Regions from separate parts of the Homo sapiens genome. Here all the other regions are linked to region 1. A link is a loop called in an ENCODE intact Hi-C map of the cell type or tissue named here. Cell type or tissue: GM12878. All regions are shown on one strand. Each heading gives the region's core, and the rest is flanking DNA. Links, peaks and the distances in the headings are about the cores only.

The links. Hi-C counts contacts between places; a loop is a spot of excess contacts. Peaks named below come from ENCODE experiments on the same cell type or tissue, not always from the same donor. Only the 100,000 strongest peaks of a DNase experiment are listed, where the experiment ranks them.
Region 2: it touches region 1 in a loop (2.7-fold over the local background); 1 of 110 quality-filtered maps calls a loop at or near these places.
Region 3: a loop joins it to region 1, with 2.1 times the contacts of the local background. A loop is called at or near these places in 1 of 110 quality-filtered maps.

What each region holds. Positions count from the first base shown.
Region 1 is chr4:36,547,217-36,555,753 of GRCh38, reverse strand. The region is part of intron 3 of LINC02505 (long intergenic non-protein coding RNA 2505); the gene reads left to right. Among named protein-coding and RNA genes, the nearest start is that of LINC02505, 90 kb to the left of the region's middle. In GM12878, for the core only: no CTCF peak of the experiment used is centred there; a DNase peak (open chromatin) is centred at 3,923; H3K27ac peaks cover 2,054 bases.
Region 2 is chr4:37,385,913-37,394,449 of GRCh38, reverse strand. All of the region lies in intron 3 of NWD2 (NACHT and WD repeat domain containing 2), which reads right to left. Among named protein-coding and RNA genes, the nearest start is that of PGCKA1, 64 kb to the left of the region's middle. RefSeq lists a silencer at 1,370-1,419 and an enhancer at 4,398-4,447. In GM12878, for the core only: a CTCF peak has its summit at 4,274 (motif pointing right); a DNase peak (open chromatin) is centred at 4,276.
Region 3 is chr4:36,647,039-36,655,575 of GRCh38, reverse strand. No RefSeq gene overlaps it. Among named protein-coding and RNA genes, the nearest start is that of LINC02505, 9.4 kb to the right of the region's middle. RefSeq lists an enhancer at 4,138-4,207. In GM12878, for the core only: no CTCF peak of the experiment used is centred there; a DNase peak (open chromatin) is centred at 4,155; H3K27ac peaks cover 972 bases.

The DNA.
Region 1 (8,537 bases), core at 2,036-7,035:
ATTTAGAAAGTTTATTTTGCCAAGGTTGAGAATGCGTGTTGGTTACACAGCCTCAGGAGGTCCCGATGACGTGTGCCCAAGGTGGTCAGAGCACGTTTGGTTTTACACTTTCTAGGGAGACATGAGCCATCAATCAACATATGCAAGATGAACATTGGTTCAGTCTGGAAAGGGAGGACAACTCGAAGCAAAGGCCAAGGACAGGAAGACTCGAAGTGGGGAGGGGGTTTCCAGGTCATAGGTGAATAAGAGACAAATGGTTGCATTCTTTTGAGTTCCTGATTAGCCTCTCCAAAAAAAAAAAAAAAAGAGAAATCATATATGCGTTTATCTCAGTGATCAAAGGGGTGACTTTGAATAGAATGGGAGACGGGTTCACCTTAAGCAGTTCTCAGCTTGACTTTTCCCTTCAGCTTAGTGATTTGGGGGCTCCAAGATTCATTTTCCATTCACAAATGGAACAATTATTACAATATACTGTAATACAAGTTAGGAGAATGTTCTCCTCACTCTCCCTCTCACTTGCATTCTCAAAATGTTTTATTGTGTGTTATGTTTCTACACAGTGGTTGACCTTGGATAACTGAAACCACAGAAAGCAAAACTGTGGATAAGCGAGGACTACTGTAATCTACTTTTTCTTTTAAAGTAAATTAATCCTTTTGTTATTTTCTTTTTGTTTTTACTTTTGTCAATATGGTGAGCAAATTCTGACAAGTGTAATTTGAATGTTCTGAGAATTAAATTTTAGGAAACAGAGGAGTAGTAAAATGAGGTGAACTGTCACTATGTATAGCACTTGCCATCAAGGGTTTTGTTTGTTTGTTTTTTTTGTCTGAAGAAGAGCCATTAGTGATTTCAACAAAGTAAATGCTATCTTGCTCAAGTATTTCCTACTGTTCTTGTGGCATACACTGACTTGAACATAAAATGGTGGGTCCAAATTCATGATTCTGTACTCCACAAGTTTAGTAAGCTCTAGAAAAATAGAAAAATAAAGTTTATTTGAAAATGATTTCATTTAGAAACCCAGTATAGCAGACCTGCTCTTATATATTAGTATGTAGTTGTTGTATTAGATGGGTGCAAAAGTAATTGTGTTTCTTGACATTATGCGATAGCAGAAACTGCAATTACTTTTGCACCAGCCTAATATTATTTATCTAGTTTATTTGACCTGCAGAAAATCCTCTATTAGGGCCTTTAAATACTGAGGAGGTTAAAAGACATCGTCTGAATTACATGCTTTTTATACTCTTGAGCATGTGGCTTTCCTGTCTGCCAGTTCTGCTGCAAGGTAGGCCCCGACTTAGTACATTCTTTTATTAGTTTGCATCACTCTATTTAAATTCTGTCCAAACTTATTGCAACTTTCTATTTCCCAAATAAGAACAGCAGAGATTCCTGCCATTTCTGACTTCCGTATTCAAAGTTGAGGTTTACAGGCTAAACAGATTGATGAACACTTTCTCTAGTGACCAGTTTAGTCTTCCACATGTTGATGACAAAGGAGCTAACCAATCTCTTCTATAATTGAATAACAAGAGACACTTTTCTTTGCTCTTTATTCTAAATGTGAATCTTAAGCAGGATTTGTGCAGGCAGTGAAGTTGTGTATAATAGTCTTCTACAGGCTCTTCTTTGGAGAGAATTCAATAGCCCAGAATTACTCACCAGCCTTCCAGATTTCCTCCATCTACCCCAAATGTGAAACCGTCAATTTGGCACGCCTTTCCCTAGAAGGTGTCCTAGGAGTAAACATTTCTGCTCTCTGCATTCCTACCAAAATTTACTTGGTGCTTGTTTCAGAGGTCTCAAGAACATTCTCAAGTAGGTTTACTCTCTAGGACTCATAAGATGCAACAGAGGTTGTACTCATAGCCAAGTTTCATTAGAGCAAAAGGGTACAGAGCAAGAACAATAGGAAGGCAGGCATTAGGCAGAGTTTAGAGAGGACAAATACACGATTCCTAGTCCTCATTATATAGGATGTGCTTTTCTTTTGATGTGAACTACAAGGACATATAAAAGGAGAATCTGCCAAGAGAAGGCTTTTATGTAGGCTCTTCGTGTAGATACCTCCTGCTGCACAACCAGCCATGGTAACAACAACTCAGGAACCCAACAATAAAACTAGGTACACATCATCAATCTTGATGTTAAGCTTGAGAAGCTCACATGGCATAGTCTATTCTCCAGGTGTATACAACAGAATCATCAATCGTCAACATAAAGAGTCTTCTGAGGCCCAGATTACCAGAAGTTGGTCAAAGGTAAATTGTGGTTCCAAGGTTCCATGGAGGCATACAAGGAGCATGCTGGGCTAATTCTTTCACAGCTCTCTTTTCAGAATCAGATCCTATTTTTAAAAGAGCTAACAAATTCATAATAAGATAGTTGTTCTTAATCAAACATATTTGATTAAACAGCACATTTTCTCTAAAAAAATGTGCATGCACACACACAGACACACAGAGAGACAATATGTGTATAAACTATTAGGATTCAAGGGCAAATAGTTAATTTGGCACAGGAGTGTGGAAATAAGAGAGGTAAAGAAAATAAGCCAATAAAATTTCATGATAAAGCCAGCTATCATTGTGGACAATCAGAACTCAATCCTACTGAGGAAATCTGGAGATAGTATACGATATTCCTCAGAGGTATCCCAACCAAGAGCACAGAAATGGAAATATTTATCTACCAATGCCCCTTCCATAATTTTCAAAGGCTGCTTCTATGATCATTATCTCCCAAGCACTTGTGGCTTGCTTTAGGTGCAAGTAAAATGTGCACACATAATATTAAAAAACCCTCAAAAAATTTGCAGTTTTTCATGTAAACAATCAGGTGTGTGTGAAAATTAATGCCAAGAGGATATGGGCAGGGAATTAAAAGTATCTGCTATATACACATACACACACAAAAGTGTTAACACACACAATTTTAGGTTTATGAAACTGTGAATTATAACCATGGATTTCTGGATCCTAGAGATTAGTCCAAAGTATTGCCAAACGAGATAGTATTCAGAGTTAAAGCTTTAGGAATAAACAATATTTACTTTTAAAGAATCGGTTACTAGTCTTGGAATGTCAGGCGTCATGTGTGATAATCAGAGATTACAATCAGTTGTTTAGTGCCCTCTGAATCATACAATATAAGTTATTGTGTTTATAGAAATAACACAAAAAAACAGCACTGTCTCCTTTTACCTCCTGAATAGAGAATGTCATTAATCTGAAGATAGCACTGATTATGAGACTTCATTATTTTGTTTCCCTGAAAAAGGAAGGAAAAAAAACAACTGCCAATTTACAATCACATGATGCCAACTACAAAATGCATTTCTATTTTCGAGATGGTAATATGTGGAAAACTCAAGTGTCTTAGAATTGATAGAATATGATAGTATCAATTAATTCAAAGAATGCTGGCAGGGAATGAACTGAAATATGGGAAGTGGGAACTGCAGCCTTGATCATTTGTAAAATAATCCTGATAACATACTTAGTGTTAATATGAGCTCTTTTCAAGAATATTCATGCCTCTTTCTATGTTAGGTACTTTCATCTCTGAACATCAAAACCTGTTTTAAGAACATTGCTATGTGGTCACAGGAAGCTAAATGTTCTTGCCAATATCACCCGCAAAATGACTCATTCATCTTTCAAACATGTCTTTTCTTACAAAATTACCTGTCCCCAACTAAGAAAAAGGAAAGAGAGCAAAGCTTCATTTTTCTTTCATCCTGGTTATCTCCCTAGCCCATCTTAGACTTTGTTCAAATACAACCTCTACAAAGCCTTGCGGCACACTGGACTTTAGGAAATAAGCTAAAAAGTTTAATCAGGACTTTGAGGTTCAATTCCCAGAAATGAACATTTTTAACAGCATGTTCATAAGCATGTTGGGACTTCCCACATACCTTTATAAATCATCACCTTGGTTCAACTCACTGTGAAAGAGAAGAGAGCGTGGCAGGCCAGGTTTCACTAACGCATAACAACTCTTTCAGTACTGACTAAGTGGTTAAGTTAAATACTAAAAGCCAGTGCCCTTATACAAAGGCTGGAATGTAACAAAGAGCCCACCAAGAGTTTTGCCTAAGCTTTTCCTTGGCCTTAAAGCATGAAAAAATAAAGAAGGAATTCTTAACAGGACCCATTTAGGATTAAACAAGTTTTATTGTGGGTCTGAAGAAACTCCCCAGGCCTCCAAAAACAAGTTTGTTGTAAGCCTGAAAGAACTCCCCAAACCTCCGTGATTTAGCAGGAGACAAGATAATCACCCCAGCACCTGGGCCCCTTTAGATTAAGTAAATTTACTGAGGCTCCAGAGGAGGGTCTTCAGGACTCAGACCTTAGTTATAGATTAAAAGAAGTTAATCCCATATGTCTTTAGGTGAATCCACACTTACACATAGACATACAGCTTAGAAGGTTATATGAGCTCTGGGAAACTTTGTAATTTTGAGTTGGCCTGGCAATAATTTTCAGGCCTTCTCCCTGTAACTGGTTACAGAAATAAAAACTCTCTTCCTCCCCAGTTCATCTGCATCCAGTTATTGGGCCACAGGAAAGAGCAGCCTGACCCTCAGTTTGGTCTGGGAATAAGAGGGGCTGAGCTGGTTCTTCATTTATCTCTGTCTTCTATCTTTTTCCCATTGTCTTTACTACCTGCTACAATCTGAATGTTTCTCTCCACCACTCTCTGAAATCCATATATTAAAACTTATTCACCAATATTATGGTATTAGGAGGTGGGGGCCTTTGAAAGATGATAAAGTCATGAGGGTGGAGCTCTCATGAGTGAGATTCATGCTCTTATAAAAGGAACCCCAGAGAGGTCTCTCACCATCTTTCTGCCATGTGAGAATGCAATGAAAAGTTGTCAGTCTGCAGCCTAGAATACGGTCCTCACCAGACATCACCTCTACTAGCACTTTGACTTTGAACTTCCCAGGCTTCAGAACTCTGGGAAATGAGTTTCTGTTGTTTATAAGCCACCTAGTTCATAGTGCTTTTTATAGCATCCTGGATGGACTAAGACACTAGCATTCATTCTTACTTTTAAAAAAATAATTGTGTGGATGCAAAGGTAGATTTGAATTTACATGTGCACATGAAGCTCCTGAAAGATAGAACTTATCTTTGATGAGTGATTCTGTGAATTATTTGAGGAATGTAATGTACAATTTGGTGCAAAATACTTATGATATGAGAAAGTTCTACATGGTACTTCCTTTCTTTTTCAAGTGAAGTGTTTGGGAACAGTACAGCTAAGTGGTTAGCTGTGGGCACTCTGGAACTCGCCACTTGAATACATTCTAGCTCAGGAAGCAATGCCATTTTTATTATTTTATCCTTTATTTTAATCTCTTCATCTGTAGAGTGGGAACAATTCTAATATTTATGTCATAGTGTTGTTAAGATTAAATGAAATAAAGCCTATAGTGTCCTGCACATCTACAATTTCAGAGTGAGTACTTCATAAATATCATTAATATTATTTTTTATTACTAATGGGGCTTAATAAAAATGGCATTAAATGTGGAGTCAGCATTTTGGGGCTCACAGTTTTGCCCCGTATTTTCTAGCAACACAAACTTGTGTCCTGTAACTACCCCAAGCCTCGTACTTTTTTTTTGAAATATAGAGGAAGTAACCCAAAATGAAAGAAACTATGTGAGAGAAACTAACTCAGTCTTTGGTCACATGATAGTTCTGCGTTTCCTATTAAATAGATACAAATTCAACTAGAATAGTGGAGAAAATAATCTTTGTTGGTTGCATGAACAAATATTTTTGTTGCTTAAGATATGTTTTAAAGCTGTATTCGAACATTAGTTTTGAGTATTGTTATCACTAGGTATGTTCGAAAAGGAAGGGGAAAGTTATTCCCCTAACGTTAAGCTCTTGTAAGACAGGCATATCAATTACACTGAAGGAGCCTTGCCTCTGAAAGTATGACTTATAGAAATAAAATGAAAATGAAATAGAAATCTCAAGATTAGACTTAGGGTTAAAAAATCTCTTGGTCACATAGCAAGGTAAAATATGGCTCTAAAAGTGAGGGAAAAATTATAATGTGATAGAGATTTCACGGGCTTTACTATTGCTAAAATATAATTGCTTTTTTGGAATTGCAGTAAGAGTGAAACTAGAATTTTGTTTTATTGCTTCTAGACCATCCTTCCTTCTCTAATATTCTGACCACATGTATCAGTATTCAGAAAAAAGCAAGAGCTTCTTCTCGCAGGCGGGATTGCCATTGAAGAGGATGTCAAGAAAGATGAGTCACTGTTAGGATTGATTCATGATACTTTATTGCCAAGCTGCATTTGCTGATAGAGTCATCTATATCCTGGTATCCATGGAACACAGTGGAAGGGAAATCTGTCCTTGTCATTACCTGGCCACAGGCCTCTTTTAAAAGATACTAGAAAATTAATTAGACTGCAAATTCACCCATAAAATTAAAGTAAAAGCTACCTGGGCTCAGGGCTCTGAAAGAGGATAACTTATTTGGATTAGAAAATTTGTCATGTTGAGCTCAAGTAGCATTAATTTGTTTAGAAGAGATAATGATATTTCATTATTATTCCCAACCCTGAAGTTAGTCAAGAAATAACTAAAATAAATACCTTGTAAATACTGACTACACATAATACTTATACTCTATAGCAACATGGCCACACTCAGTAATCTTGACAAGTTTAGGAAAGCATTTAAATAAAATAAAACTTGAGCCAGATAAACTCTGGAAGATCTTTAAAATTAAATATAATAGTTACTGGGTAAAGCGAATGGAAAACTAGATCAGAAATAGAAATTGTGCCTTACTCTTATAATTTCAACCATGACAATATAAATAAATAGTATGCTGTTAAAAAATAATTTGACCATTGGGAGCATTTAAGATTTCTACATGCTTTACCTATTTTACAGAGAGAATAAATTTTTAAAGAAGGCAGAACACGAAGACATTTCTTTTTACCTCAAAACTATTCCTTATTTCTGACTGTTGAGCAATATGGTTTTCCTGAAATGATAGAAACAAATTTTATACAGTTGAGAATAGAGTAACTGAAAGATTCCCAACCATTTTGCTGAAGGAAGTAAATGACTTTTCTGGTTGTGCACTGTTTTCAGAACTTGGGAAACCTAAGAGAAGACATAACTAACATTAGCTGTCACTGGCGAAATAGCATAGATTTTGACATAATATATACAGGAGAGGAAAAATTAGACTTAACTTATAGCAAGTAGCTTTGCACTCTTCCATTTATCATATATAGGAAGGAAAAGAGCCATAAAAATTGAATTTTGTGTGCTTCACAGACACCATTCCATTAGATGGGTCACAGAAAAGTAGTGTTGTGTCATATCTATATTAAAAATGCTAAATATAAACATCAAAATTGGAAGAATAAGAAATATTTAATACTCATTATTTCAAAAGTGAACAAGTGATGATTGAATCACATAATAAATTCTGTGTTTATAGGGGAAGGGATATTCAGGTCTTTATTTCTGAAAATTTCTATCACCTTCTATTTATCTCACTCACCATCTAGGCTTTCAGGCTTTCAGTTCATTCAGAATAAAGACCACAAAATAATATCAGCACACTAGAGTTGGCTTGATGGATACAAAATACCTCCACAGATACATCCAAAAAGAAATTTTAAAAATTTTGTTTTGAGAAACAAATTAAACATGTATAACGTGAGGTTCTTACTCTTTCTCTTATTTCTCTTACTGCACTTAAATTTTACACTATCTTGCTTTATAACCAGCATTTCTAGTGTTGACAAAGAAAGCATTTAGTTTTCATTTTCTTAACAAAAACCCCAACAGGCAAGATAAACATTAAGTTCATTATTGAAGGAAATGAGTTTGACAACAAAAAAGATAATTTAGAATGAAATGAATTCTCAAAATAGGACAAGGAGAGTACAGGTTGCCATAAAGCTAGATAATCAAAAGTGTTGAAAAATTTGTAAAGCTGTAATATGGTTAGGCTTTGTGTTCCTACCCATTTCTCATCTTAAATTATAATTCCCATAATCTCTATATATTGAGGGCGGGACCTGGTGGGAGGTGACTGGATCATGGGGGTGATTTTCCCTATGCTGTTCTCTTGATAGTGAGTGAGTTATCATGAGATCTGATGGTTTTATAAGCATTTGACAGTTCCTCCTACACACATTCACTCTCTGTCTCACTTGTCACCATGTAAGATGTACCTGTTTCCCCTTCCACCATAGTTGTAAGTTTCCTGAGGCCTTTCCAGCTATATGCAACTGTGAGTCAATTAAACCTCTTTCCTTTATAAATTATCCAGTCTCAGGAAACTCTTTATAGTGTGAAAACGAACTAATACAAGCTGTAATTAGAATCCACTATTCACTATGCACTGTGTAAGCTACAGAGAAAATACAAATAAAAGATAAGAGACAAAATCTACTGTCAATGTGTTTTAACCCTCATTGGGAAGACAAACTAATACCACTTTTTCATCATGAAAAGCAA
Region 2 (8,537 bases), core at 2,364-7,363, 840 kb before region 1:
CTGTGCTAGATACTATACAAAGCAATATAATTGATTTTTCAGTTTGTATTAATCAATAACTGTTATTTATGTCTAGCATCTGCTCTGAGCCATCCTGGCATGAACTAATTTCATTATCTCCCTTGCAAAACCTTGGTCTCACTCTATGGAGACTTCTAGACTAATCACGTGAAAACAACAAAGATGAATATATAAAGAAAATATGGCAAAGAAGAATCTTACGATGAAAACAGATGCTAGACAGATAACAATGAGGTGAGATTATACATTTACTTAAGTGCTCAGTGTGGTTATCTAAACAGATGCTAGATAGATAACAATGAGGTGAGATTATACATTTACTTAAGTGCTCAGTGTGGTTATCTTAAGGGATGGAAAATATTAGGCAGATGAGAGCCACAAAGATTTCCACATTCCCACTGCAGGTTTCTCTTCCCCAATTAATTTTCCATCTTTCTTAGAGGCTGTCTGAAAGAAACAACACTCATGTTTGCAGGTCCATCTTTGCCATTGGGGAACCGTTCTTTTCACAACTCTATGCCAAAGTCAAGAATTACCCTTCCAAAGATAGCCTTGTACTCCCAGCCTAGGGAGTAAAGGAATCAGACCAATTCAAGTGGCCCAATGGAGCTGAGCCTTAAGAAGCAGAAAGTTCTGAGAGGAGAGAGGGATGTTAAGTTAACAGGAAATCTGCAGAAGTCCGTGTTACATCAGGAGCTGTGAAGAATATATATAGCAGAAGGGAAGTTAGGAAGCCAGTAACCCCAAATTCAAGCCAACAGAGTGCTCGCTGCTGCAGAGAATTCAGCTTTTCAATGTATTTGGAAAGAAAGATTAAAATAGTGGTCCCTACTAAGAGACGCAATGGCCCGTTAAGGAGTCTGTGGTAGTAGTTGCATCCATTTTGCATTTCCTAGTATGTCTGGACCATCTTCTTTGGAAACTTTCCAGTTGTACTTATATTGAGTAATTATGGATTTTCTCCACTCTTTATCACATGTTTTGACATTTCTTCTCATGACAACACATAGCCTAGGAAATAACAAAAGGTCTTGATTAAGAAAATTAAAACTACTAAAATTTCTTGAGAACCCCTTCCAAAAACTTAAGGGTCAATCATTTCTGTTGTAAAATTTCTGACAGAGAAAATATATAAAAGGCCCAACAAAATGATGATTATTCATAGCATGAAAGACAGTTTTCTCTGAATCCCATCTTTTATTTGATTCTGATCAAGGTCAGAGTCTCCCCCCAACCCCCGGATGTTTCCTCCTAGCCTAAAGTGAACCCTTTGTTTTCTAAGAAAAGGGCCCAACATTCATGGCTTGGCCTCACTGCCTGCTCCCTTTCACTTCCTGAGGCGCCGTGGATCAGAGCCAATGCATTCAGAGAAGGGAACCAAATGACTGCCTGCTCCCAGGCGCTGTTCACTTGAGTGTGGCTGGAAATGATTTTATGTCAGACCGAGATTTGGGTCAAGAGAATTTCTGAAGCGTCCACAACATTCACAGACATCCTAGGGTGAATGAGAGACTGCCATGGTCCTTGGAAATTCTCCAAAAGAGAGATCAGCTCCTCTAGTTTTAAGATGACTCTAGAAGGGTCAGAAAACTGGGACTGGTGGAGACAACGTTAAGGTGAATAAATTGCCAACTGCTGAGTCAGTCTTCACTCAGAGGCATTTATTGAGTGCCCTGCAGTGTGCAGAGCTCTGTAGGAGCAATTAGCAAGGGCCAAGCTCAAGCTAGCAAAATGAGTAACACAGTTCAGTGAGGTCCACTGCTGGTGACTCCCTGCCCACTCGCACTCATTTGATCCTAGTTTCGCTAACTGTACTCCAAAACATTCTTACATCATCTACACCAGTGATTCTCAATAGAGGTTGGAGGAGAATTTTGCTCCCCAGGAGACATTTTGGGCTGTCACAATCTGGGGTGGGGGCAGAGGGGTTAGTATTGGCATCTAGTGGGTAGACACCATGAGATGCTGCTAAATATCCTACAATGTGCACAGCAGCCCCCGCCGCAGAGAATTATCTGGCCTAAGGTGTCAGTATAGCTGAGGCTGGGAAACCCGGATCTAAATGGTCTGCTTTAAGCTATTCAATGATCATGTTTTATCATCCACGTTCTAGTCTTCAGTTTTGATGGGAGCGTATCAGGCTCAAGCCTCTGTACTACACTCTCAGGTGTACGGATTTAAGAGTTTGCTTTTACCTTTATTCATGTTTTAATTAATTATGTTTTTTTGAGATAGGGTCTCATTCTGTTGCCCAGGCTGGAGTGCAGTGGTGCGATCTCGGCTTACTGCAACCTCTGCCTCCCAGGTTCCAGCAATTCTCCCACCTCAGCCTCCCAAGTAGCTGGGATTACAGGTGCTCCACCACGCCCAGCTAATTTTTTTGTATTTTTAGTAGAGACAGGGTTTCACCATGTTGGCCAGGCTGGTCTCAAACTCCTGATCTCAAGTAATCGACCCTCCGCCTCCCAAAGTGCTGGGATGACAGGCATGAGCCACCGTGCCCAGCCCGTGTTTTAATTTATTAAACGAACATACTTAAGCTGATGAAGACATGTGCAGAATATAGTGATTCTTCATTATCTCTTAAATTTGGTAACAGCCTTTTATAGCTGGGGGAAGACAGCGGGGCAGGAGGGCACAGGACTTGTGGGGGCCGATGGGGTCACCCAGCGAGGTCTCCATGTCTCAGCTTCCTCATCTGGATGACGATGAGGATGGCTTTACCTGGAAGGTCTTTTGGGACTCTGACATTGTATCACTAAAAACTCCTAGTAAGAGAAACCCACATACCCATTTCACCCATGCATACATCTTGACCAAATATTTCTCTCTTTCCCCACATACCAGCATATCTTCTCAAAGATTCTCATTTTCCATGACAAAAGGTTTTTATTCTAATTTAAACAAGACAATTATTAACCTTATACCTTCAAGCCTTTACTTATCTCTAAATCCCTCCCTTTCTCCTCACTCAAAAAGCATCTTTTGGAAGCTTCCGCTGACCAAAATACACCCACTCCTTCCTCCAGTTCATGCATGAGCATTATCTGACCAGCTAGCTGCCTGCAGGCACGTCTACATGTAACACATATGATTATATTCTGGCTGATCTGTTCATGTCCTTTCTATCCTAAAAATCTATATGTGTTTTCTTTCTCAGCAGGTAATAGAGTTCTTGAGTATGATATGTCATTTAATTCATCATCCTTTACAAGCTGTGGAGTTTTTGATGAACAGCCGCAAGTGATTTCCTAGTTATTAGCAAGAGACAAGGAATCACCAACCCACAAACACATTTTCTGAGTGGAAAATAAACAGGTAAAATAATCGAACTGTACTCTGAGATGTAGGTGGTAAATGCACCCAAACTGGATGTTGGTGAAAAACAAAAAAATCAGTGAGGTAGATTGTGTTGAGACACAGAATCTAATTTTAATGAACTCTAAATGAACACTTAACAGATAAATTCTGCAACTTTATTGAAATATAAAAGCAAATTATAACTTGATTTGGTAAACAGACTAGACAGACATTAGATATTCTCCATTTTGTCTCCCTTTCCCTTTCTAAAAGTCTTCCAAAAATGAAATAAAATATTTACCGAACGTCTTCCAGGCTCCAAAATATCTGTCAAGGTCCTTCATGAAGCTTCTCTGCTAATTACAGTATGACTTTTGGCAAGTCATTTAAACTCTCTGGATCTCAGTTCTCTCATGCACAAAACTAAGAGAGTCGATCATCTCAAAGGTCTTTCCTGGCTCTAATTTTTGATGGATTTAAGGCAGTAAGTCTCAACCTCAGCTGCACAGATAATCGCCTGAGTAGGTTTTAAACATCATGATGCCCAGGTGACACTAGAGACCAAATAAATCAGAACCTCTGGAGGTGGGACAAAGCAATCGTATTTTCAAAGCTCCCCAGGTAATTCCAGTATTCATCCCTGATTTACTATAAACCAAATTTCTTAGACCAGTGACTTTCTGAATATTTTAAAAATAACTCACTGTCAAAAAAAAAAATTTCAGATTATGCCCAAGCACACACGTGAATATAGTTTAATATTTCAGTAAAATCATTTTATGAAATGTAGCCGTCAAATTTCATAAAACATTTTATATGCACTCTGATATTTTCTACTGCATTTTATTCATATGTATATGTACATATACTTAAAGTATGTACATATACTTAAAGTATATGTACATATACTTAAATTTCAGTATAAAAACACTGCCCTAGCCAATTTGGCCACTAGATGGAACTGTTGCATTTAAAGAATGAAAGTGCAACTTCAGACTGAACTCTACAGAGCAAAACTAAAACAAAATGCTTATGATTTGGCTGGGTGTGGTGGCTGACGCCTGTAATCCCAGCACCTTGGGAGGCTGAGGCGGGCGGATCACCTGAGGTCAAGAGTTTGAGACCAGCCTGGCCAACGATGGCCAACATGGTGAAACCCCATCTCTACCAGAAATACAAAAATTAGCCAGGCATGGTGGTGGGGACTGTAATCCCAGCTACTCGCGAGGCTGAAGCAGGAGAATCTCTTGAACCCGGGAGGTAGAGGTTGCAGTGAGCCGAGACTGTGCCACTGCACTCCAGCCTGGGTGACAGGGCAAGACTCCATTGTGTAAAAAAAAAAATGCGTATGATTTGATATTAATTTTACATCCAAAGTTATTTTATAAGAAAAGGAGCATAGCTGTTAGAAAAAATGTAAGTTATATTCACAGCAGCTGATGCTGATGAAGGGTGAGACTCCATCTGCGTTGGGTATTCACTCTGACCCCTTCACCACCGCCACTACCACCCGTGAGGCAGGCATTAGATTTCTCTTCCAGCTGAGGAAACTGAGCGCCAGAACGACTAACATGAAAAGCTCTCAGTCAACTGCAGCCATTGTCACTGTAGAGCCAGCAGAGGGGAAGGATGGATTCGAAAAGTGACAAAGAGGCAGAGGCAGAATTTAAGTCCAAAGGTGTTGGGCTCTTGCTTCTCGCTATGATAAACTGTAAAATATTGAAAGTTTGTAATATTGATACACTGATTTTTAAAAATATTAATACACATTAAACCTGTACAAAAGAGGAGAAGATTGGATTTTCTTTTTCCCCATGAATCCAGGCTTCAAAGTGGGTACATTCAAAGGAAAGGAGAATTATCAGCACTGTGGGGAGAAACAGAGTGGCCTGAGGCAGGGGCTCTGACGAGAGGCCCCTGGGGCCAAGGAATGAGCTTTGGTTTTATTCAAAGGGTTCCCAGCATGAATAGCACATGGCAGGGCTTTTGCATTGCTAACTCCTTTGCTTCATTCCTCCCTTTGGGCAAATGTCTTCTCAGAGGGGTGTTTCTTGATCATCTGTCATTGCAGCCCCAGCCTCCATCCCTTCTCATGGTTTTATTTTTTTCACCACCTTTTAGTATTAGCAGGCATTATGTTAAATTCCTTTTTATTTATCAACTCTCCATGTTTCTGGAACTAGGCGTAGACACCATCATAGAGGTTAAAAAGTCAGTAACCCATATCAGGAGCTGGAGGAGGGGCACGTGGGAGAGTTATTGCTTAACATGTACAGAGTGTCTGGGGTAATGGAAACGTTTTTGAACAACTGTTTTTGTGGTGATGGTTATGCAACATTGTGAATGTAATTAATGCCACTGACTTGTACTATGGTTAAAAATGGCAAATTTTATGATATATATATGATATATATATTTATATATCATATATTTATATATGATATATACGATATATATTTATATATGATATATATGATATATATATTTATATATGATATATAACATAAATATATATTTTCCACAATAGAAATATATATTTCCCACAATATAAAAATATATATTTTCCACAATAGAAGTAAAACTCACTTAAAGAAGTCAGTATCCAAAATTCAAACCAGCAGAGCAACTTAAAAACTACAGCTGTCGGCTAGGCGTGGTGGCTCACGCCTGTAATCCCAGCACTTTGGGATGCTGAGGTGGGCAGATCATCTGAGGTCAGGAGTTTGAGACCAGCCTGGCCAACATGGTGAAACCCCATCTCTACTAAAAGTACAAAAATTAGCCAGGCATGGTGGCTTATGCCTGTAGTCCTGGCTACTTGGGAGGCTGAGGCAGGAGGGTAGCTTGAACCTGGGAGGCGGAGGTTGCAGGGACCTGAGGTTGCACTATTGCACTCCAGTCTGGGCAACAGAGACTCTGTCTTAAAAAAACAAAACAAAACACTATGCTGACTCCTTACTATGTAGCAAGCACTTTACATCTATTAACTAAGTGAATCCTCATCGCAAGCCCATATGGTACAATTATTAATAATATCAATCAGATACTATTATTGCTCCCATTTTACAGATGAGGAAACTAAAGCACAGATTGGTTCAGCAAGTTGCCCAAGGTCATTCAGCTCATAAGTACCAGAGGTATGATTTGAACCTGGCACAAATCATTTAATAAATAGTTGTTATAAGAATAAATATTTCAAGGCCAAGGCAGGTGGATCACCTGAGGTCAGGAGCTCAAGACCAGCCTGGCCAACATGGTGAAACCCTATCTGTACAAAAATACAAAAATTAGCCAGGCATGATGGCGGGTGCCTGTAATCCCACCTACTCAGTAGGCTGAGGCGGGAGAATCGCTTGAACCTGGAAGACAGAGGTTGCAGTGAGCCAAGATCGCGCCATTGCACTCCAGCCTGGGTGACAGAGCGAGACTCTGTCTCAAAAAAAAAAAAAAAAAAAAAAGAATATTTCAAAGTGGTTACTCTGGCTGCTGGGTGGAGAGCAGGCTGCGGGGATGAGAGGAGCTATGAGGAATCTCTAGGGGAGGCTACAGTAGAGGGTGAAAGATGGTGAAGATACAGGACGTACAGACAAGCAGATGGCTCATATATATTTAAGAGAGGGTGAAAACATGATATGTTGATGGAGTTGATTGCAGGAATGAACCAGGAAGCTTAGATCTAAGATTGCCACATCCAATATGGTAGTCATTAGCCCCGAATGGCTACTAAGCATTTAAAATGTGGCTGGTTAAGAAATGAGATTATACTGTTGAGTATAAAATAATTCTGGATTTCAAAGACATTGCATGCAAAAGACTTAAAATATATCATTAAAAAAAATTGGTGTAGAAATGGCAATATTTTGGCTATGTTGGGTTAAATACATTATTAAATTAATTCCATTTGTTTTTAATTTTTTCTAGTAGTTTTCTAGTAGTCATATTTCAGGATGATATATGTGGCTCATCTTAATTTCCACTGGATGATGATGACCTAGGATAATGTCCTGGTTTATTGCTTGAATAATGTAGTTAACAGTGATTCATTTACCGAACTGATTGGTTAGGTTTGTTGGTCCATTCTGCATTGCTATCAAGGAATATCTGAAGCTGAGTAATTTATAAAGAGGTTTACTTGGCTCATAATTCTGCAGGCTGTACAAGAAGCATGGCACCAGCATCTGCTTCTGGTGAGGCTTCAGGGAGCTTTCAATTCTAGCAAAAGACGAAGAGGAAACAGACATGACACACGGAAAGAGAGGGACCGAGAGAGAGGAGGGAGGTTCCAATCTCTTTCACAACCAGATCTTGCGTGAATCCATTACTGTGGGAATGGTACCAACTCATTCATGAGAGACCCACCCCATGAACACCTCCCACTAGGTCCCACCTTCAATATTGGTGATCACATTTCACCATGAGATTTGGAGGGGACAAATATGCAAACTGTATAAGTAGGGAAAAAGCAGGTTTACAAACAAATATAATATAAAAAATTCTGCTCTGGACATACAGACTTTGAGATGCTTGTGAGACATCCAAGCAGATATAGGGAGCCCAGAGCTCAGAGCACAGGTCAGAGCTGGGACTGCATGTTCAGGGTGTGCAGTTGATCCTGAGTGCTAAGTTAGGATACAGGAGATCTTCTGGAAAGCCTGTATTTGCAGAGAGTACAGTAAGCACCCAGGACCTACCCTGGGACACTCCAACATTTAGGGCTTGGGTAGAAAAAGGATGCCAGAAAGTTCAGAAACCACACTACACTTCTATGTTCAATTTTCAAGCTAGGAAAAGACCTATAAATTCATGATGGTTTCATGTCAATTTAATTTTGTTTGGAATTTATGTGTGTGTGTGTGTGTGTACTGTAGTTTATTTCAATACACACTTAGGATTGCTTTTTTTATTCTTCTAGACAACATTAGCAGAGTTTAGCTGTAGAAATCCCTGGAAATCTTTCTTTATAGAGAAATAACAAAACTCAGTATGATGAACAAGTACCACAGATAAATCTCACAAAATCCCTAAATGTCCAAAATCAAGGGAATAAAGCCTCTTGAGCCCTCACATGACAACAGCTCTGTGGCAACCACCTTGGTAGTGTGATGTGCTGAGGAAAGGACACATTTTCAGAGATTTAAAAAACTTTAATCTCCAAATTAAGTATTTCTTTATAGTACTCTGTTTTAGACAACAAAGAATGGTAACATAGTTAAGAG
Region 3 (8,537 bases), core at 1,325-6,324, 100 kb before region 1:
CTCACTTTAACCTGTAATGCATAACATTTTGGCTGCCTACATTTCTCCATTCAAACACAGAATGCTATATAAATAAAATTTTGTAGTCCAATGCACAAATCTGGATCTGGTACACAAGCCTTGGTATGGTTTAGATATTTATTTGTCCTGTCCAAATCTCATGTTGAAATATAATCTCCAGTGTTGGAGGTGGGGCCTGGGTTGTGGAAGTGGATCCCTCATGGCTTGGTGCTGCCTTTGTGATAATGAGTGAGTTCTAATGAGATCTGGTTGTTTACAAGTGTATGGCACCTTCCCCCAACCAACTCTTGCTCCAGCTCTCGACGTGTGAGATGCCTGCTCCTGCTTCACTGTCCACTATGAATAAAAGCTCCCTGAGTCCACCTCAGAAGCTAGTCAGATAATAGCGCCATGCTTTTTGTGCAGCATGCAGAACCTTGAGCCAATTAAGCCTCTGTTCTTTATAAATTACTCAGGCTCAGGTATTTATAGTGATGCAAGAACAGCCTAACACAGTGACCCAAAGGTCTGTTATACCCTGAGTCCCAGATATTACTGTTTTTCACAGTTACTTCCATGTTTAGTGTGAACACACTCATTGGAATATTACATGTAATGTTATCTTGCCTTCATATATAGATACCTTGTGTGTGTGTGTGTGTGTGTGTGTGTGTGTGTGTGTGTGTGTACAAAGTGAGAAAGCAGCTTCCTTGGACTTCCAAGCACACAGATATCCAACTGCAGAGACTTGTTTGTATCATCATTTCAGATGGTTATAATCTATGCTTTTCAGGTTCATGGCCACCTCTCTCCTGGACCATGTCTACTTGTCCCCTGATGATGGCCTAATGAAATTGCATTTTTGTATAATAGAAGAGTCTCTCTACTATTACATCTCTTGCCACAGCATAACTGATACACTTTTCAATTCATGGCTAGGATTTCTTATAATGGAGCATGATGTTCCAAATGAAAGACTCCCTTCAACTCTAGTTTTCATCTCCATTCTACAACTAAAGGCCAGTATCTGGGAGAACCACAGAGCACCTGGAAGAACTTCTAGGAACAATAGATTCTCTAGAAGAAATTCTGAGTGGGATGTGTAGCCTGATTTCACCCCATCATACATATACAATTGTCCAAGGATACAGAGACTGCTACCTGGGGACACTTGAGGTTATGGTGTGTGTCAGTGCTATGATCTGCTGAATCCAGTCTCACTATCTCACTGCTCACTATTTCAGGCTATTTCTAGCTCCTTGAGACTCTGCATTATCACCTTATACCAGAGCAACCTGCCACAGTCTTCAGGATGAGGACTGATGTATGACATAGAGGAGGTGCTGGAATATCAGTAGCTCATTAGCCACGGACAGTGTCTGGTATATATAAAGGGAATGGCTGAGAGCAGTGAGTTGTGAGAAATGTCCTTTGATCTCAGATACTCACCCACATGTGTGAGGACCTTCCATTCAGATGCTTCGGGCAAATACTGGCTTTCCTCTATTTCAGGAGAGAATCTTAAAGAAGGGATGGTGTTAACTGCATAGAGGTCCCTGCGTCAAGGAAGCATTCCTGACTTATATTTTTGTGTCAGCTCAAACCACTGCAAGTATCAGTCCCCTCTGTTTAGAACCTCCTGGACCTTCTAGTATAGGTCCATCTTCTCACCTGGCTCTGCACAGATACAGTGACTCATCTTCTTACTCCTTACCTCTTGGGTTCCAAGCCCCACAACAGTGACAGAAACAGACAATGCTGGTTTTATTAGTTCTGTATCGCCGCTGTAACAAATTATTACAAACTTCGTGGCTCCAAACAGCACAAACTTATCTCATAATCCTGGAGGTCAGAAGCCACAGTTGGATCCCACTGGCCTAAAATTAAGATGCTGGCAAGCCTGCATTTCCTTCTGAAAGTTTTAGGGTAGAATCTATTTCTTTGCCTCTTCCAGCTTCTAGAGGCCACCAGCCTACCTTAGCTCTTGGACCCCTACTCCCAGCATAAAAGACACCAATGTTGCATTTCTCTCTGGCTGCCTTTCTGTAGTCACAGCTCCCACTGACCTCTTCTGCTGCCCTCTCCCACTTTTAAAGACTTTTAAGGACCCTTGTTATTACTTTGGCCCACCTAGATAATGTAGGATAGTTTTCCTCTTTAAAGTCAGCTGATTAGCAACTTTAATTCTCCTATGTCATGTAACAACATATTGATAGGTTCCAGGAATTTGAAATGGCTGTTTTCTAGGGTATGGGGAGTAATATTTTGCCTATCACATCAGGCTCAAACTTATAGCTCACCTCTAGCTCTGCCTGTTAGAGGCTAGTATATCTGCTGTTGATTTTCCTACTAGCTTCTTGCAGTATCACTAGGTTACAAGCATCTAGGTAAAGCCTGTCCTTCTTCTGATTTATACTTTTACTGTTCACTTGATCAACATCTCAATTTCCATCTGTTTTTCATGTACTATGTTTAGTCCTCCTAAAATTCTGTTGCTTGGGAGACACCCACAGGATTGGAAACATGTCAACAAACCTAGAGAGATGTCATACTTTACTTGGAAACTTGAAACCTATGTTTGGTGTCAGATAAAATAGTTTGGAGGAAAAGACATGAGTACCTAAAGAGGCTGTCCTTCTGAGCAGTGGTTAAGGGAAATGAGATGTTTCTCGCATGTGATAGCTGAGATATACCAGTGACTAAACAATACAATGCAAAATGATACTTTGCAAGCTGTCACTTTTATTCTTTTTAATTAAACAGTTATAATTTTTTAAAGATGATGTGGAATTGTAAACTGAATGATTTAATTATTATATTCAAAAGCAGCAGGTGTATGGTACAAATGAAACTATGGAATAACAATTAAACACCAGTTCTCACTCCTGTAAAAACACAAAGGGAGGGCAGTAAGCAATTACATAGTTTGGTGCTGCCTATTCAAGCACAAGGATGCTCCTTGATTGTCTCTAGCAATTAGCATTTTCTATTTCTCAAAGCAATTATTTATATTCTTTTTGTTCTAATGGATCTTATTAATCACATCCGTCAAATATACAAATAGCATCTATTAACTCCGGCAGTGAAACATTTAAAATCTTGCATTTATTTCTTAATGAGAGAGGCAAACAATAATTGAAAAGAAATATCTAGAAACCAGGTCTTAAAATGTGGATCAGGTGATATTGGCAGCCCAACAAGGGAATAATGAGATGATCACTGCAGAAACCAGTTCGGGTTCTTTGCTGAACTCCGCATCTGGATTTCTCTGTTAAGTGCCCCAACCTCCTTCAAAATCATGCATTAAGAATCTCTGTGTGATAGATTGCTACAATAAAAAAAATACCATCTGCTATGTCTAAGTCATTATTCTAAATGCTAGAAGGGTAGATACATAGAGATGATAAGATGTGACAAATGTCCTCAAAATGTTGACAGTGGGAAAATGCTTGTATCTAAAACAGAATAAAAAGGTAGACTATCCAAAGTATGACAAAGCAGTCATACTTTGTAAAATGTTCTAACTGTAAACGAATCAGGTGAAAGTAAGAGGAATTAATCGCTAGAGGAGAAAATGAACTCTCAGAACCATCTGTGAACTGATGGTTAGATTTATGAAGCAGGCAGAATTTTTGTTGAGCAATTAAGGACACCTGGGATTTTGATAAGTTGGATATGTTGAGGTAGGAAAAGGGATTGGTAAGGGCAACATACTTCAATAGTAGGAACGGTGAGTAGTTACGTGGGTATGATCAGGCATGAGGCACATTCAGGAGATGGTGAATGAGAGTAACAGTCTCTGCTTGCTCTTCTCTGAAGAGCCATGGTGATCTTTTTCAAATACAAGTATGATTCTGTCCTTCCCTACCTTAGACATCTTCAATGATTTCCAGTTACTCTCAATGGAGACCACAAGCTTTAAAATGTCCCAGTGCACCTATAGGATCTGGCTCCTGTTAAAACTTTTAGGCTCATCTCTTATTTCCGTCTACATTAGGAATCTTCATAACCTGCTTTAAACCACCTCATGTCTTGATTTCTGTTGGTACAGAACCCACGTGGTCTCATCACTAATCATCACCTTTTCACCTGACTCTGCACAGATGACTCAGCTTCCTCTTGTTCACTTTCATCCTGACTTGGCAACCCTTGAGGATTATCTTGGGCCTTAACTGCACCAGAGTAAGCACAGTTCTCTTTGTCAAGTGGCCTATGCCTGCTCCTGACTACCTTAAGAACTTCTCACATGCTTTTCCCTTCTGCTCGAATGATCTCACTTCTTCCACCTCCAAAGCCACTATCTTTCTACCATCCAAGCTAATACCTACTCACTTTTAAAGTTAAGCCTAACCTTCTCACGGCACGTCTCCTTGACAGTGAAGACTTGGCTAAGTCCCTTGGTTATATGACCTCAGGACCATTGTATGTCTCCTTTACTGTCATTAAAATTTCAACTAAAAACCAATTTTGGAAATGGTCTGCAATACTTGCATTTCCATCTAGTTAGTAAGCCTATGTTGTGGGAAACTACATATGTTGTTAACCATTGCATTTCACTTGCTAGCAGAGTGCCTGGCAGCTACTATGTTCCAAATAAATACTATTGAATAAATAAACAAATGAGGAGATATTAGGACAGCAGGCTGGGCCTGGATTAGGAAAGGCTACAAATTTCATACTGAGGATTTTGTGCAGAGAAAACAAGGATGTCTACATTTGAAAAAAATAACTTGATAGCTGAACTGATGTTTAGATGTGAGAAGGCAGGCTATGCAATAAACTATAACTTTCTTTACCTCCAAGCCTGAGTGCTGAATCAATTTGAGAGAGATAAGAAAAAATCTGGCACAACTTTTTTCTGGGTATATAGATGTTCAAGTTCTCATTTTCCACTTCCTTTCTTTTTTTTGTCTGTTCTCTATAATGTCAACATTTCCTGAGGAATATCTTTCTTCCAGCTTAGCCAGACTACCTGCCTTTATTGTACTTACATTCTTCCACTGCTCCCATTTCATCTGACAATGAAATGTATTTTCCCAATGCTGCAGCTTCTCGTTGCTTTTCTATGCAGATCTGATTCCTAGAGATATGGGCCTATTAAATTGTCTTCTTAACTTCTGCACTTGTAACAATTTTATTGAGTTATTTCTTTCCTTCATTCTGAGCAATTTGTATATTCTCTTAATAATTAGATTATCCATTCATTATTTATTAATTATTAAAAGCTACTACCCTTCTGTGGGTAAAAGTCTTAATCTCCAGCCACTGAAATCTAAAAGGATGATAAGATTTGAGTGTAATGGACAACTTTGAGGCTATCTGCTTCAGCATTGCCCTTAGGAACCTGTGGAGAAAATCACAGTTCCTTCTCTTGGTCCTGGAGGTAGGTAAAAACAACATGGAAAAGAAGCAAAACTTCGAGCAGCTGGTCTAGCATCATTTACCTCTATCTGGTACAAGCCTCAACTTCTAATGCCCTGTAACACTTATAGATGTCAGGCACCTTTGCAGTTTAAACTCTCAGTCTCCTGACCTGCATACGTGGCCAAAAACCCAACAAAAGCAGTAATTGAGACTGTACTTGTTTCAAAATAAGCTTTTCCTGGGACTACAAGAGTCTTATTGTTAATAATCCTTGAAGCTGCTGTGCCTGCAGCATAGGTGCCTATAGAGGTCAAGGTTACACTGCAGAGACTGCACATCAAGACCCCTGATTCCCAGGCCTATCAAGTTCTGTGCCTGGTGCCTGAAAGTGCTGAGGCCCATACCACATACGTCAACCTTCAGCCTGTGATCGACACTGTCAAAAGCTGCAGGGCTCTGCTAATTTCAAAAGTCACATAAACCTTATTTACCAGATTCTAATGTGTACCTGTCTCTCCAGGTGGTACAAGTTAGAAATCATTTTCGTAACTGTACAATTATACATTTTCACAACTGTAAAATTAGCCACCTGAGACAACAGGGCCATTGCAAATTGATAAGGTTAAAACTGCTCAATACTGATCTTACTTAAGCTAATTCCTAAAGCTACAACCCCAGGTTGTGCCAATTATTTGGGCCTCAAAGTCTACACCTTGGCCTTTCTCAGTTTCCAGCCTATGTCCTAATGTTTGACTCTTCAAGGACCTACTAAATAAAACTCTTGTTTGTTCTATGTCTGAATTCTGAACTATTTAAAAAACAGAAGGGTTCAGCAGTTAAAGATAAACATGCCAAATTATTGCCAAGATTTACCATATAATTATACAATTGCTCTATTTATAAATGGCAATGTAGCTTCCACATCCCTGCCCCCCGCCAAAAAATAGATTCAAGACTCTGCCACATAGGTATAGCCTATTCCAATAATGCTACCACCTTCGGAGACAGCAAACTACAGTGCACCTTGATGCAAATAACTGTGGTCTTACACACATGCATGTACATATATGTACACAAGCCAAAAGGAGGAAAGAAAAAGTGGACCCACACCAATAAAGTGTTACACCTATTAGAAAAATGACTCCTCCTCCCCTGAGAAGCAATAAGCAAAACATGGCTCAAAGTACAAGTCATGTTCCCATGTGGAAACATGAGCTATGGGACAGCCATGCTGTTCCCTCCCAACATTGGGAACACTGAAAATCCCACTGTGGCTCTAAAATGAAAGGTCTTAGCTATCTGATGCATCAACTTGGATAGCATTATCTAGAGTGAATTAAAGATATATTAGGTAATTGACTGCATGGAACAGTGGAGACAAACATTAAATGTTCTCACTATGAAAAAAAATGATAAGGAGGAGAGGTGATGAATATGTTAACTAGCTTGATTTCATCTTTCTACATTTGTACAGATATGTCAAAACACCACATTGTACCCCATACATATTGTACGTACGATTATTATTTGTCAATTAAAGACATAAATAAATTTTTTAAAAATAAAAGAGAATCTAAAGCCAACCTTCAAACAATGTGGTAAAACTGTTTCCTCCTGGCACGGTAATTGTCAGGTGAATTTGCTACAAGTCATGGGAGGAAGCCAAGCCCTACAGAGCATTTGACTCTAGAAGATAAAGTATACTGAGAGTCCTTCTCTAGCTAGAGGGCGGCATCACTGGCAATTTTGACTTTAATTTGCAAACCAAAAAAGGTTTTAGTAGACTTAAAATTAAAGCCAGGCATGCTTTAGACTGAATTTTTTTTTTTTTTTTTTTTTTTTGAGACAGAGTCTCACTCTGTCACCCAGGCTGGAGTGCAGTGGTGTGATCTCGGCTCACTGCAACCTCCACCTTCCAGGTTCAAGGGATTCTCCTGCCTCAGCCTCCGGTGTAGCTGGGATTATAGGCACCTGCCACCATGCCGGGCTAATTTTTTTTTTCTTTTTGTGTATTTTTTGTAGAGACGGAGTTTTGTCATGTTGGCCAGGCTGCTATCAAACTCCTGACCTCAGGTGATCTGCCCTCTTCAGCCTCCCAAAGTGCTGGGATTACAGGTGTCAGCCACCATGCCCAGCCAGACTGAACTCTTAATTGGAAGTCATTACTGCCTTTCTGAAACTGTCCACTAATATAAAGATACCCTAATGGTTTTAAATAGAGAAACTACAACTCTAATACCTATTATTGAGAACTCACCTGCATTTTAATGCTCCTTTTCCTTTAGGCAGCTACAATAATCTTTCTAAGAAACACTGGGCAATGAATAATTATACATTTAAAATTTCAGATCTTTGATAAATACTTTATTTGCTGCCTTCTTTTTACAAATTATTTTCATGCAGTTCTAATTGATTATACAATTGCTCTGTTTATAAATGGCATTACTTGAGGAAAATTGTTTTTCACTATTGAAATATTTATTGTTTCCCTGGCACTTGGACACACATATAACACCATAATTATTGTCTTTGAGTTCATACTTTGTATTAAAGATGTAGTTTTTACTTTAAATTCCCAAACCAAGCAATCATGTTAATGCCTTCATCACCTTTTAAAGGCTTGAATAGATAAAATCTTAAACAGAATAAAAGAAACATTAACAGCACTTTGTCAAAAGACAGAAACGTTGCTAATGTATGAGGGATGCCTTTGTCCCACTAGATAGACAATATTCAAAAGTTCACAGGATTGAAAGGAACGTGAGTTCTTCCAACATTTCACTGAACTCAGTGGGAGAGAAAGTACCTATTAGAAGCACTACCATCTTTGAAGATGGAGGATCCTCTTTTTCAGTAACTAATCTTTTCTACTTTGTTTAGGCGAATCCAATGGAAGCTTCAGAAGAAAAAACTGTTACTGATAATCACAGCATCTTTCAGCATAACCTGTTGCAGAGGAAGGTTGAAACTAGCACAGAAGACATACTAATGTTGGGTCACATTCCTGGAGGGATGCGTGTCAGGAACAATCAATCCTGGCACCAAGATTTCCTGACTGCAGTGACAAGTTCAAGGGTGAGCATATGGCACAAGAAAACCAATATGCCTGTTCTCTGAGAATCTTTTTTTATTTTAATAGACCTGGAGAATAAATCTTTTGCTGTGGGATCTTG